2 separate regions of the Homo sapiens genome follow, and region 2 is linked to region 1. A link is a loop called in an ENCODE intact Hi-C map of the cell type or tissue named here. Cell type or tissue: heart left ventricle. All regions are shown on one strand. Links, peaks and the distances in the headings refer to the core of each region. The heading gives the core; the rest is flanking DNA.

The links. Peaks named below come from ENCODE experiments on the same cell type or tissue, not always from the same donor. Only the 100,000 strongest peaks of a DNase experiment are listed, where the experiment ranks them.
Region 2: it touches region 1 in a loop (2.3-fold over the local background); 1 of 110 quality-filtered maps calls a loop at or near these places.

What each region holds. Positions count from the first base shown.
Region 1 is chr5:146,126,943-146,134,134 of GRCh38, reverse strand. LARS1 (leucyl-tRNA synthetase 1) reads left to right here. Exons shown (of 32, transcript NM_020117.11): 23 at 1,054-1,237; 24 at 3,026-3,116; 25 at 3,977-4,117; 26 at 5,017-5,157; 27 at 5,353-5,463. Among named protein-coding and RNA genes, the nearest start is that of PLAC8L1, 25 kb to the right of the region's middle. RefSeq lists an enhancer at 807-976. In heart left ventricle, for the core only: a CTCF peak has its summit at 3,477 (motif pointing right); no DNase peak of the experiment used is centred there.
Region 2 is chr5:145,941,286-145,948,477 of GRCh38, reverse strand. All of the region lies in intron 2 of SH3RF2 (SH3 domain containing ring finger 2), which reads right to left. All of the region lies in intron 3 of LOC107986458 (a long non-coding RNA gene), which reads left to right. Among named protein-coding and RNA genes, the nearest start is that of SH3RF2, 8.3 kb to the right of the region's middle. In heart left ventricle, for the core only: no CTCF peak of the experiment used is centred there; no DNase peak of the experiment used is centred there; H3K27ac peaks cover 988 bases.

The DNA.
Region 1 (7,192 bases), core at 1,399-6,398:
TGGTGGCTCACACTTGTAATCCCAGCACTTTGGGAGGCTGAGGTGGGCAGTTTACCTGAGATCGGGAGTTTCAGACCAGCCTGACCAACATGGAGAAACCCTGTCTCTATTAAAAGTACAAAATTAGCCGGGCGTGGTGGCGCATGCCTGTAATCCCAGCTACTCAGGAGGCTGAGGCAGTAGAATTGCTTGAATCCAAGAGGCGGAGGTTGCACTGAGCCGAGATCGCGCCATTGCATTCTATCTTGGGCAACAAGAGCGAAACTCCATCTCAAACAAACAAACAAAAAACATAGATATGTGTATGTATGGGTTAGTATACAAATATGAACTGTTAAGTGGAAAAGGCAAAGTGCAGAACCTGAATGCTTTGATTGGACACCAAAGCTAAAGACGGAAATAACTACATAATGAGTTCCCTCTTTTTTTTTTTTTTTTTTTTGCAACCCTATAGTGTTCCATTGTAGGGATATCCTACAGTTTAATTGATGGACATTTAGGTTCTTTTTTTCAATATTTTAGAATGGAAGATTTTGGTAGTACTGAGAGATGAGAATTGAAAAAGTAAAGTTTTATTAGTGATAAACTTGTAAGAACCTAGTTTCAAAACTGAGAAAAATTCATATGCATTTGTACACATAAGGCACCAGTGTGTATTCTCATGTATTAAAATGTATTTTGCTACCTCTAAATGAGGCTGAAATGTTGATAAGAAAACCACAATGAAAGGTGTGTCTTTATCCCCACTTTATCATTTTCTATCTCTGCCTCATTAAAGATCACTTTATCTCATTAACTCAACATGCCTGAGAAGAAACACATATTGGTGCTTAGTGGATGCAAATCAATATGGATGGTTCGAATATTTTAACATCACGGTTAGGGATGCTACTTTTTGGTGATTTTAATTTTTGTTGTTGATCCAGGACAGTCCTTTAAAGCATTTGTTAATTTATATATGGGCTTTGCAAGGTATCCAACTGGACACATAGGACACAGTTGATACTCAGTAACCATATTTTTAATGCATTGAATTTTTTTTTCTTCTTCCAGGAATGCGTTTGGCTCTGGCTGATGCTGGTGACACTGTAGAAGATGCCAACTTTGTGGAAGCCATGGCAGATGCAGGTATTCTCCGTCTGTACACCTGGGTAGAGTGGGTGAAAGAAATGGTTGCCAACTGGGACAGCCTAAGAAGTGGTCCTGCCAGCACTTTCAATGATAGAGTTTTTGCCAGGTAATCTGTAGATCCCAATCATTTTGTGTTTTAGAGTTACTTAGTCCTGGTGCATTTTTGTTTTCTTTTTCTTTTCTTTTCTTTTTTTTTTTTAATAAAATAAACTAATGATAATAATAGCTAGTGTTCATTGAAGGCTTACTTGTGCCGGGTACTATGCTAAGTATTTTGTGTCCATTATCTGACTTTAACCTCAAAGCAACCTTATTTAATACAGATATTATTAGCTCTATTTTATAAATAAAGAAACTGAAGCTTAGAACAATTAAGTATTTCCTTAAATGCCTTAAAGCTAGTAGTTGCAAACTTGGGATATGAACTTGCTTCTGTCTGTCTTGAAAGTCTGTTCTCATAACCATTTTACCATGTTGTCTTGTTTTCGAGTAGGGCAAAATGGTTAAAGGAAAAGTAGATTAAAAGAAAAGGATAAATATCTTTGGAGTCATCCTACGCACTGGTATTATAAAGATGAATGAGACCTGATCCTTATTGTCTAGCAAGAGAGACAAACACCCAGTTTCTAAGCACAATAATAGAGACAAGGAGAATTCAGAGATGTCATGTGACTTCTGGGTTTCTTTTTTTTTTTTCCTGAGACAGAGTCTCGCACTGTCACTCAGGCTGGAGTGCAATGGCACAATCTCAGCTCACTGCAGCCTCTGCCAGGTTCAAGCTATTCTTCTGCCCCAGCCTCCCTACTAGCTGGGATTACAGGTGCCTGCCACCACGTCTGGCCAATTTTTTGTATTTTTAGTAGAGATGGGGTTTCACTGTGTTGGCCAGGCTGGTCTCGAACTCATGACCTTGTGATCCACCTGCCTCAGTCTCCCAAAGTGCTGGGATTACAGGCGTGAGCCACCACGCCCGGCCAAATTCTGGGTTTCTTGAAAAATAAACAATGTTTTCAGGGAGAGGAGAAAGTGTGGATAAGCCATGGAAAGGGTCTGATATTTATTTGAAGTACATTATCTTGTGGGCAGAGGTAGGAAATGAAACAGGTTGGGGCCAGATTAGGCCAAATTAAGAAGAACCTGGATTGGTATGAGAAAATTTTTTTCTGATATCCAGTATTAGTTATTGTAAATGCAATAATTAAAACCTGGCTATGGCCAGGCACTGTGGCTCACGCCTGTAAACCAGGCACTTTGAAAGGCTGAGGTGGGAGGATTGCTTGAGCCCAGGAGTTTGAGACCAGCCAGGGCAACAAAGTGAGATCCTGTCTCTACAAAAAAAAAAAAAATTAGCTGGGTGTGGTGGCTTGCGCCTGTAGTCCTAGTACTTGGGAGGCTGAGGTGAGAAGATTCTTTGAGCCTAGGAGTTTGAGGCTGCAGTGAGTTGTGATCATACCACTGCATTCTAGCCTAGGTGACAGAGACCCTGTCTCAAAAAAAAAAAAAAAAAAAAAAAAAAACTTGGCTACAACCTTAGTTAGGCTATTTTCATGTTGCATTTTGGGCTTTATAAGAATAAAGTGTCCATCAGGAAATTTCTGAAGAAGCATCATTTATTGTCATAAACAGGAGCCCTAAGCAGTGTCAGATGACAGTACTTAAGGATGGATAGACAATAGAGAGATTGCAGTAATTTGTTTTAAGGAACGCAAAGATGGTGTTGTGTTGAGCAGTTTTAAATGTTCTGGGCATTGTTCTCATTTTACTGCTTAAATGAGCAGTATTTCAAATTTGTATATTAAAAAGCAGTATTTTAAATTTGTGTATGCAGCAGTTTTTTATAGCTATGTATAAGTGCCTTTAAACTCAATAACCTTTTTTTCCCCGTATTCAATAGTGAATTGAATGCAGGAATTATAAAAACAGATCAAAACTATGAAAAGATGATGTTTAAAGAAGCTTTGAAAACAGGGTTTTTTGAGTTTCAGGTAGGCTGTTGATTCTTTTGGTAGCTATAAAACATGTCAATGTGAACATTATGTATTTTCCCCCTTTTTTCTTCCTGCTATAGCACAATTACTCGCCTAAAGTGTAGACTGAAAATCCTGCCAGAAAAATTTTAAATTCTTCAATAAATTGTGATTTTAAGTTATTATCTTTGGTATTTTTTCTATTGTGTCCATTTAATTTAATAATTCTGCTCCTAGTTAAGCTATGAGCATTAATATAAAGGAGATTAAATCTAAAATTCAGCTATACTTTCCAGGAAAACATTTCAAAATTGATAAAAACAAAGGCAAAATTGTAATTAATTGCCATTAATTTGAGAGCAAGCGTTTTCTGAGGTTTTCCACAAGGTGTCAGTATTTCCTCAAGTTTGGCATTTAAAGTGCTTAAAGTAAAAATGTAGCTTTACGCAATGAGCTGTGTAAAATATCACATTGAGTTTTATATAACTTGGTTTTCAGAGTTGTGGTTAAATAAGGATAAATGGCTGGGCATAGCAATGTGTTGTATTTATAGTCTTTTTTTATATTTAATATCCTATATGCTGCTAAGAGCAGTCACCCTTAATATACAGTTAAAGTTGTTCAACTTTTATGTCTCAGTTACAAACTGTCTGTAAAAAAATTCTTTTTTTGAGAATTATTAGTATAAAACTGCCATATACTTTGGACAAAGATAAATACTTGCAGATTCTTAAAGTAAAACCTTTACAGTAATTTGTTATGGATTTTTAAAAGACTAGAAACTTAAAAATGTGTTAAAACCAAGATACTGCAATTTTTCCCTTTATTTTTATTTTAAAGAAGGTGAGGGAAATGGTAAATAATTTCAAATTTTATAGGCCGCAAAAGATAAGTACCGTGAATTGGCTGTGGAAGGGATGCACAGAGAACTTGTGTTCCGGTTTATTGAAGTTCAGACACTTCTCCTCGCTCCATTCTGTCCACATTTGTGTGAGCACATCTGGACACTCCTGGGAAAGGTACCTTCATGCATTTAAAATGTTTCGAGTGGTTTTGATTTTGGCTTCATTAAATAAGTGTTGTGCTAATATTGTTACTTAAGAGAGAAAGTCTGAAAGTGAGTAATTCAAGAGTAATGCTGGATTCAGCATCATAATTATGACGGGTTAAACCAGAGCTATCTCCTATTCAGATGGATATATGTGCCCTTATTTATATACACAACAGTGCATACATATTTTTAAAAGGTGAAAATATTGAGAAAGATATAAACAATTGTTATGAGCTGCTTAAAAACAAAGATATAGGTGTATATTTGTGTATATTTGTGTAAGTATTCTTGTTTTATATAAAACTTCTGGCATATATAGGACTTAATATTCAGGGATAGTAGCATTCTTACTATGAATATAAATTCAGTTATTTCTCCCAGGCTTACAGATAAATAGATTGGCTGGTTTAATAACTCCTTTCCAGCCATATTAGCTAGGCTCTTTTGTATTTTTAAATGCATGAACAATACAGAAATGTGCTCATGATCTATATACCAAATAACCGTACTTGAATACTGGATGTATTAGCAGGATAAAAACTGAGTGTATGCATAATTTATATAATAATGATTAAATTTAGGCAAATTAGCATTACATAATTTTCTTTGAAAGTGAGCATATGTGTGTGGGTATTAATATGCTTGTACAAATGGATGCTAATTAAGAATGTAGAGTCAGACTTCACAGCTTGAATTCTAGGGAACATTAGATCAGGGGCTGTGCAAGTGTGTTATGTGTAGTCAAGTTTGAACTCTGAGCACACAATTACAGATGGTATCCTTGGTATGAAACTATAATCAAGAACCGTAAAATAGTTATATTGTCTAATCTCACTGAAGGTTTTTTTGTTTTTCTTTTTTTAAAAGCCTGACTCAATTATGAATGCTTCATGGCCTGTGGCAGGTCCTGTTAATGAAGTTTTAATACACTCCTCACAGTATCTTATGGAAGTAACACATGACCTTAGACTACGACTCAAGAACTATATGATGCCAGCTAAAGGGAAGGTAAAGTTTTTTTGTTTTTTTTTTTAAAGGATTATTCCTTAAAAGTTATTGATCAGATAACATTTAACAATAATGAAAGTTAAAAAGATTTTCATTAATGGTGAAGACCGTGGTGGTGTATGTTGGGGGAGGGTTCTTCTCATTTTTGGTTTATATAAAAGCTATTGAATGTTTTTCCTTTCTTTTACCGTCTAGAAGACTGACAAACAACCCCTGCAGAAGCCCTCACATTGCACCATCTATGTGGCAAAGAACTATCCACCTTGGCAACATACCACCCTGTCTGTTCTACGTAAACACTTTGAGGTGATGCTCTCAGTAGACTTTTCCCCCCTGATGGTGTTGTATGCTCCCTATGTTGTTTTTGTTTTTAGGATGTTGGCAATGTCTGGGAGAAGAAAGATAGGCAGCTTTGTTTCATTCCCTCTAGGCAGACAGCATCCTTTTGTTATTCTTGGTGGCTCTTAAATGGATGCTGAGGGAAAAGCTGCTGTTTTCCTCTCATTTCTGAAAAATTTATACAAAAATACATTGGATCTAGTTGAATGTAATCAAAAGAATTGGGGGTTTTCATATGTGTAGTTGAAATGATGAAATAAAAGGACAGAGTTTGCCTTTGGAATTTGTTGTAACTTGAGCAGTGGGAGTCATTCATTAAATTTATTCATTCATTATATTCATTCATTAAATTATTTCAAATCGTAACCTTGTTTATTGTTTGGAAAAAAGTGAAGCTTTGTTCTTGAGTACTTTAAATGTTGTTTGGTTTGATAATTACCTATAGAAATGTAGAGCTTGAAGACATTTTTGGCTGTGCCAGGTAATGATAAATCCACTTAAAGGGAACTCAATAACTTAGATCTAAGTTTTCCTGAAAGAAAAAAATGTATTTTTCCTCTGCATTCAAAATGTAGAAACAAAGTATGTTTATGAACTTTGGCTTTTTTGCTTAGGTTATTAAAACAGTTATTGCTAGATGCAGACCACTAAGGTGCACTTTAAAAAGAGAGACAAAATACGGATTGTGGTCAAAATGTAAAGAAGAAACGTAAAGGAAAAATTCTTAGCTTTGATATTCTAGACCATTATTGGAATTTTGCCTCAACACTTTTCATAGTTAATTAAGAAATGCTAAGAAAAGCTGCTTTTACATATGTAAAATTTGATAGAGAAGAGCAAATGTTTTTGTATTTCTTGTGAGTCTATTTTTGTGGAGAACTATTTCCACCTTTGAGTATATATGATAGAAATAGAAGGTGGCCTTTAGAATCTGCTTGCAGATTTTGAATTAAGGTAAATAAAAGATAAAAGCTACTTTGGTTGGCACAAAAGTGAAACTACCTCAGTGGATTATATATTCATACCAGCAATTTCAAGGAAGCAGTGGAAGAACCCAAATATAATATGTAATGTCTTAGGTATTAAAAAATGCATCACCTCTGTTCTTTTTGAAGTTGTTTTTTTACTTACTATTCATTTGCTAGATAATTGAAAACAGTGGTATCTTTTGGCATTAGCAGCTGTCTTTTAGATTTTTGTATGTTTTCATCCACAGGAATGAAAAGAATGTTCATTTATAATCACGAAGAGTGTTCTTATGTTGAATGTGGCACCATTTTGGTGACATAAGGCAAAGGAGTGTTTCCCACCCTTTTTCTTTTTCGTGTGTTTCAGAGGAATATATTAACAAGTAGAATATTTTTTTCCCATGTACTTTAGTAAAAGTTAGAATTGAAAATAGATTATTTGAAATTGTATTATATGTTCCTTTTCATTTAGATTCATTCCCAACCCTTCTTTTACAATAAAGAGAAAACAAGTTGCCCAAAACTTTGAAAAGACCAGTTGCTTTATTTCTCACTCTATTGAGGGGACCGTTAATATTTGTAGAAAGAAATGAATTTAGATTCATTTAAAGCACACTTGGATTGTACTCATCAGTGATATATGATATGGACATTTATTTTTGAGTAGATAGAAATGATTCTGTTTTTAACAGGTCAGTAGCTAGGGATTCTTTTCACAATTGTGGTAA
Region 2 (7,192 bases), core at 1,306-6,305, 190 kb after region 1:
TCCCTCTATGCTGTGCATGCAAGTGGCACCTGAGAGGCACATTTTCCAAAGCGAGCGGTGTTGGGGCCATGAGGCCAGGACTCACCACCCAACAACTTATGTGCCCCGCAATGCATTCTGAGGTTTGCAATCCTCAGTGTCATGGGTTTCTGTTGATGCCTAGTTTTAAAAAGTACAACCTCAAAATCTTCCCTAAACATTCCCACAACTAGAGGGATGATAAATTTTGATGTGTAATCATATTTTCCTATTTTGTTTTATTAATATTTACACTTACAGAACACAAACCTCTTGTATAAAGTGGAGATACCAGTAGCACCATTCTCAGTGGGTTGTATGTAGAGTTAAATGAGATTCTGTAGGTAGAGCCCAGTGAATGACACATAGTAAGTCCTCCATACATGTACTCTGTTTGTAGAGTTGACCAGTTCTTCATCTGTGCTCTCGTAACACATGTGAACACCCTTTATTTTAAGATTTATTAACTGCATCATGCATAATAAGTAAGATGCAGTTAATAAATCTTAAAATAACTTGAAAATAAAGTTTAAGTGGTATGTGGTTTACATAAAAGACCACAAGCTATTTGGTAATATTTTAAGTAGTATGTGGTTTACATAAAAGACCACAAGCTATTGAGGACATGGATCCTGTCTCTCTCACTTTTGGAGCCCAAGCAAAGGGACTTTACCCATCAAAGACATCTTATATGTGTCTGTTGAACAAGTGAGACCTGGGAAATATTAATAATAACAATGCCTGACATTGATTGCCACTGAGCTTACTATGAGTCAGGCCCTGTGCTATGAGCTTTATAAGAATTATCTTGATATATCCTCCAAGTGATGCCATGATTTTTATTATCCCCAGGTCTATAGCACAGGGAAATAGCAGTCCAACTGTGGTGGGCATGATAGCATGTGAAAAGAGAAACCTACCTGGAGGAGTACAAGGAGATAGCTAATCATACTGGGAGCTTATTTGGTGCCAGGCCCTGTGCTAAGCACTTTATAGGCATCATCTCATTAAATCCTCCCAATAACCATATGAGGTGAGCCTTACTATTTCTATTTCATAGTAACAATGATCAGAGTCACTAAGTAACTTGCCCAGAAACACACAGGCAGTACTCATGAATGGACAGCATTGTCTTGTAAACATTAAGCAAACATTGTCTTGTTTACTTGTATCATCAGATGTCTAAGGTCAGAAGCAGCAGAAAATTGGAATACATATTTTAAAAATAATACTAAATACCTATTCCTATTATTCAGAAATAATTTAAATATATATAATTTTATTTTAAATATATATATATATATATGGGAGAGGACAGAATGGAAAGTTATTGTTCAATGGGTACAGAGTTTCAGTATGGGGTGATGAAAAAGTTCTGAAGATGGATAGTGGTGACACTTGCATAACAAGATCAATGTACTTAATGCTGCTGAACTGAACACTTAGCAAAGGCTAACATGGTAGATTTTATGTTATGTGTATTTTACCACAATAAAAAATATAATTGTTGAAAAAACTGATAAAATTAGGGCTTTGGCAGCACAAGTACAGGGGCCATGTTTCTACTGGAAACACTGTCTTCCCTTCATATTGGAGGCCAGGTCAGTTCAACTCATAAACTCAGTGGCAAATTCTTTCAGAGCCTCTTCCTTTCTGTCACTGGTATCCCTATGACTAAGTGTCAGTTAAGATGAAGTGTTTCTCTCAAGATCAAAGAGCACATGAAATTTGTGGTGTATGATGTAAGAGTTTAGTCATATGCAGAGTGGCACTGCCTATCTTCTTAGGGTTAGCGACTCATGAGCTAAGAGATCTTGAAGCTGGCCCACTGTATTTTCCCGAGAATGATGTTCATCACCCAAAAAGGTATTTAATAAGGTGATTCACAGCAAGAATGTTTCAGTCACCACATGACTTTATGCCTAATATAGTGTGCCACTTGTTTCTCAAATAGCTCTGTAATGGCTCAATTCATAAAGGGTTCATTTCTGCATAATGAGGAGTTATTTCATGATCCCATGAGGTCTACCACAGGCATGATTGTGTTTATTTATTTACTCTTCCATTAAAAAAAATTCCTAATATGGGCCAAGCTGTGGGCTGGGTGCTCTGAGCACAGTATTCAGAGATAAGATGAGTTGCCTGTTTTGTTTGTACTCGGAAAAAAGATCGAAGAAATGACAGAGATCTGAGATGAACTCAGCTACTATTTGAGTCCTGGAGTCTGAGCTCATGAGTGTCCCTGGTGTGAGCTTTCAAGACAGAGCCTGGTACATAGCAGGCACTTAGGAACAGTTTGTTGAATGCTCTGGCTTCTGAGCTGGGGATCTGGGGCAGTGTGACCCTGGGGACTGGCACAGGCCCCAGATGCAGGAAGCAGCTCATGGTGAACAGATTTATCTTTCCCTGCTCATGTTATATCACTTGCTTTGGATGTTCTTGCTGGTGTTCATGTGTGCTAGGGGTTTCAGGTAACCTGACCATTTCAATGGAAAAGACTGGCTTTGTCTGCCAAGGACATGGAGACTGCTCCTCAGTTACCCAGTAAGCTCGGTCACCTGCTTGGAGTAGAGATAACTTCTTGTTTGGCTGCACTGAATCCAAGAAGTTGCTGTAGATACAGCTGATAGTCCTCACAATGGCAGGCAACAAGTCTGGCATGAGGGCTGCTGGAGAGACTTTATTACAGAGAATGCTTGACATGCGTCTTCCTGGTGGTATCTAGTCACCCTGATAGGAAGGCAAGTATCTAGTCACTCTGCCTCTCCTCTATCTGTTTCCTTCCCTTCTCTTTCAGCTTCAATTCTCATTCAAGATATCCCTGCCCTATCCTGCCTTTTCTAGGTCCACATGCCCAGAACAGACCCTGCCTTTTCTTCCCTTGACCATACACTTCCTGACTTTTAAAACATCTTTTTGTTTTTCTAGGAAGTTTCTTTTTATCAATCAAGCTTCATTTTGTTCAAACTGAATTGCCTTGCCACCTGATATTTTCATAAACCATCATTTCTTGAGTCTAAGAATTCTTTGTCTTAATCAAGTTTATGGGGTTATAATTTACATACAAAAATGTACCCAGTTTAAGTGTCTACTTTGATGTTTTCGTAAAACTATATACCATTGCATAAAACATTTTCATTATGCAAAAAATCACTATAGTTTATGGTTTTGTCTTTTCTACAATTTTACATAAGTGGAATAAGACAGTATGTACTCTTTGGTAAGACACTTCTTTTTTCACATCTTAACATTTCTAAAATTGGATGCATCCTACAGTGAGCATGTAACATAGTAGTGTTTCTCTTTCCCTCTAAGAACTATAACTAAATAGACAATACATCTTATAATGAATACCTTAAAATCAATATCAATATCCCTAATTTTGATACATGTATGTCTCTATATATGTATCTTTGTATACAGGTATACTGACTAGTTGGTTTACCAATTAGTCTTGACTGGTTTCTGCACTGAGGAGGTGAGAATCTTTGCTTTGCTGTGCAGGTTACCATAGTGCCTATAGCTGAAAACTGGTAGGAACTAAATAAATACTGCAGAGGGTGGCAATAGTGAGTTTCCAACAGTTTCCTAAAAATATCTTTTGCATTATGACTGAGCATGTGAACTCTGAGACAGCGTTTCTCAAATTTTGTTCCATGGACAATTAATATTACTAAGAGGCTAATACAAGAAAAGGGAGAAGAAAGGGGTGTCAGTGCCATAGAAATGTGGGAAATGTTTCTTATTAAGCTCTCACTTAGAAATTTACAATTCATCAGCATGGTAAAACGTGCAAAAAGTCCTGCAGCAAAGGGAAAATGTTTAGTTTTACTTTAATCTCAGGTTTGTTTGACCCTGGCACTGTGTGGCACACCCATTACAGAATTCACCATGTGAAAGGCTGGTCTAAAGTACAAGCATGAATAAATAGAAGGAGAAAGGAAGGGAGAGTCAGGTGTGGTGTGTGCCTGTAGTTGTAGCTGCTCAGGAAGCTGAGGCAGGATTGCTTGAGCCCAGGAGTTCGAGGCTGCAGCAAGCTATAATTGGGCCACTGCACTGCACTGCACTGTGACGGAATGAGACCCTGTCTCTAAAGCATAATTTAAAAAAAAAAAAAAAAAAGGGAAAAGAAATTGAGTAAAGTTGTCCAGGTTGAGTATCCCTTGGGACCAGAAGAGTTTCAGATTTCAGATTTTTTTTGGATTTTGGAATATTTGCAGAATACATACTAGTTGAGCATCCCAAATTGAAAAATCTAAAATCTGAAATTCAAAATGCTTTGATGAACACTTCCTTTAAGCCTCATGTCAGCACTCAAAAAGTGTTGGATTTTGGAGCATTTTGGATGTCAGATTTTCAAATTAGGGCTGCACAACCTATATCTGAGCTGGTCCCAGCTAAGCCAAAGTGATGTAACAGTGCTGGCAATGGGCCAGATGAGAATGCTCTTCAAGAGTCAAGGGCTGAATAGGCACATTTCTTCTCTCCTGAGACTTTTTATAGCATGAACGGACAGGTGGGCAGGCAACTTTTCCTAAGGGGAAATGAAACAACACAAAAATATATATTGGCTAATCCCTTAGGTAACATGTCCCTAATGCACACGGCAAATAATTGAGGTTGAGTAAGAAAAACCTTATGCCCCACCCATTGCCTCAGAGCTTAGGCCATCCTGTGGGGAGTGAGCTGTTTATTGGGTTTGTCCACTGCTTGGCCAGACACCTTTAACTGATAAAACAAAAACAAAAACAAAAACAAAAACAAAAAACTGAAGTAGGTAATGGAATGGCTGTCTACAACACGGAGGAACCCACTGCAGGGATTACCCTGATCACTTAAGTGATAGTGAAGTTTTTCTCAGAAATAGCATTGATCCAATACACATAGAAATGAAAGGAAATCAGAGTGGGTCAGGTGAATATCAGGCAGAGGCTAAAAGAAATGTGCAAGAACTTACTTTCCTTTCTTAAAATATTGTCATACGGTAAAATCGACTTTTGTCTCTTGGCATTTATTTGTATAAATTTTAACACATACATAGTTTCATTTAATTACTACCACAATCAGGATATGTAACAGTTCTATCACCTCATTCTGCCCCTTTTTGGTCCCATCCTCCCCCAGTCCATAACCCCTGGCTACCACTGACCTATTTCTCATCACTACAGTTTTGTCTTTTTGAGAACTCCCTTTCCTTTTGCAGTACTCTTTGGTTCCTTTTTTTTTTTTAATGGAGATCCCTGCATGTTTCTGTGTGTGTGCAAAGAACTCTAGTGCCAGCTGACTTTCTCTTCCATTGTTACTCTTTTGTTATTTACTGTTGCTAACATTTATTAGCTTCTGTTATATGCCAGGCACTTGTGCTAAGCTCTTTATATATATTATATATATGTATATCATTTTAATCTCATTTTAATCATTTTAATCTCACAATAGCTGTATGATATAAGTATGCCTTTATTATTCCTATTATATAAGTCTAGAAACTGAGGATCAGAGAGGTTAAGTGACTTGCCTAAGGCCACACAGCTAACAAACAATTGAATCCTGGCACAAATACAGCCCACTTCACCATAAATCCTTAAATGCTACAGTAAGCAATAAAAGAGAGGAGACTAACTAGAAAAGAGGTACACTGAGAGAGATTGAAGGCAGTGCCAGTGTGGGGCCATGTGGTTATTAAAAATGTTTGTAAATGTGTGTGAAGCTGGAGAACCATCTGGGTCTCTTGACTTCTCAACCTTAGCCCCTACCTTTATGTCTTCCTCCACCTACTACATATGGTCCTTGCTGTCCCAGATGGCACCTATCTGCTGTTTTCAGGGGCCTGGGATGATTTTAATCCCCTTGCAAATTTAGCAAAAACCCCACTGTCTGTATCACAGCTCTATTACAGGACACAACCTCTGAGACTCAGGAAAGGGGCTAGTCCACCTTCTGGTTTCTACCCAGCCTCATTCCCTGATATGTTTTCTGACCTCATTTTTTTTCCCCATCAGTTGCTTGCAACACCAGCTGAAAAGTTTCTAGGACAAAGCCACCTGGTCTGTGTGCTGGAGGTGGCAGGTGTGTTCTTGCTGATAAGGGGCAAGTAAGACAGAAACGTGTGTGACTGGCATGATGCTAGCAAGGTAGGGAGAAAGTCCATCCCTACAGAACCCATGGCAATATTTGTGTTGGGGAATAGAGTGAGAAGCAGGAAAAAACGAAAGATAAAAATGTTAATAAAGAATTGATGATGCGGAGGAAGTAGACCAGGTTCTTGCCCTGTGTATGGTTTTCCTTTGAAGGTGCTGTTTGGGGAAAGTGAAGTTAGTTAGGGAGTTTTCTCCTAGAATGGATCATAGTGCCTTAAGGGTTCTGGAAGTGAGCTGCGAAGCCAGCACATGCTGGGAAGAATCACACATCTGAATCATGGCCACGGATCATGTGGAGGCAAACAAAACAATGCAAAAATCAGGGTACCAAGGACCGTCTCTGGATGGCACTTGCTTAATAAGGGGCTGAAAGGGTGTGTGTAATTTAGAGTAGAAAGTATTGAGTCACTTCAACAACAACCACAGCTAACATTTACTGAGCACTTAATATGAGCCAGTCTCTGTGCTAAGAGCTAAGTGACATGAATCATCTCACTTATTTCTCACAACAACCCTCTGAGGTAGGTACTACCATTATCTCCAATTTACAGATGGGGAATTGGAGGACCTGAGGTTTAAGTGACTCACCCAAAGTGCAGAACTGTTGAGGGGCAGAGTCAGGATTTGAATTTGGGTATTTCTCAAACCCAAGTCCACAGATTCATAACTTCTCTGCTTTACCACCTATCCTAAATCAGAAATATTACTAAAGTGTAGCAGAATGAGGAAGAAGAGAGATCAGCTATTCAGGAACCTACAATCCTTTTGAAGGCTTGCCAAGTTCCTTTGCTTTAACTGTATTAGGGAAGGAATAAGAAGAACCAGTGGAATTTGCACCACCAGGACCTCTTCCTGGAGGAGTCTGGTGATCTTGCCTGTTGGTTTGAAATAAATGCACACTGCAGAAACCTACAGCTGTTTCTCAAGTTTTCTTTTTACACAATCATCTAGGGAGGGTTTTAGACATGTAGGCACAATAGGCAATTTTTTTCTCTCTATGGGCTGGCACCATGAGGTGTGACTATTGGTTCCACCCT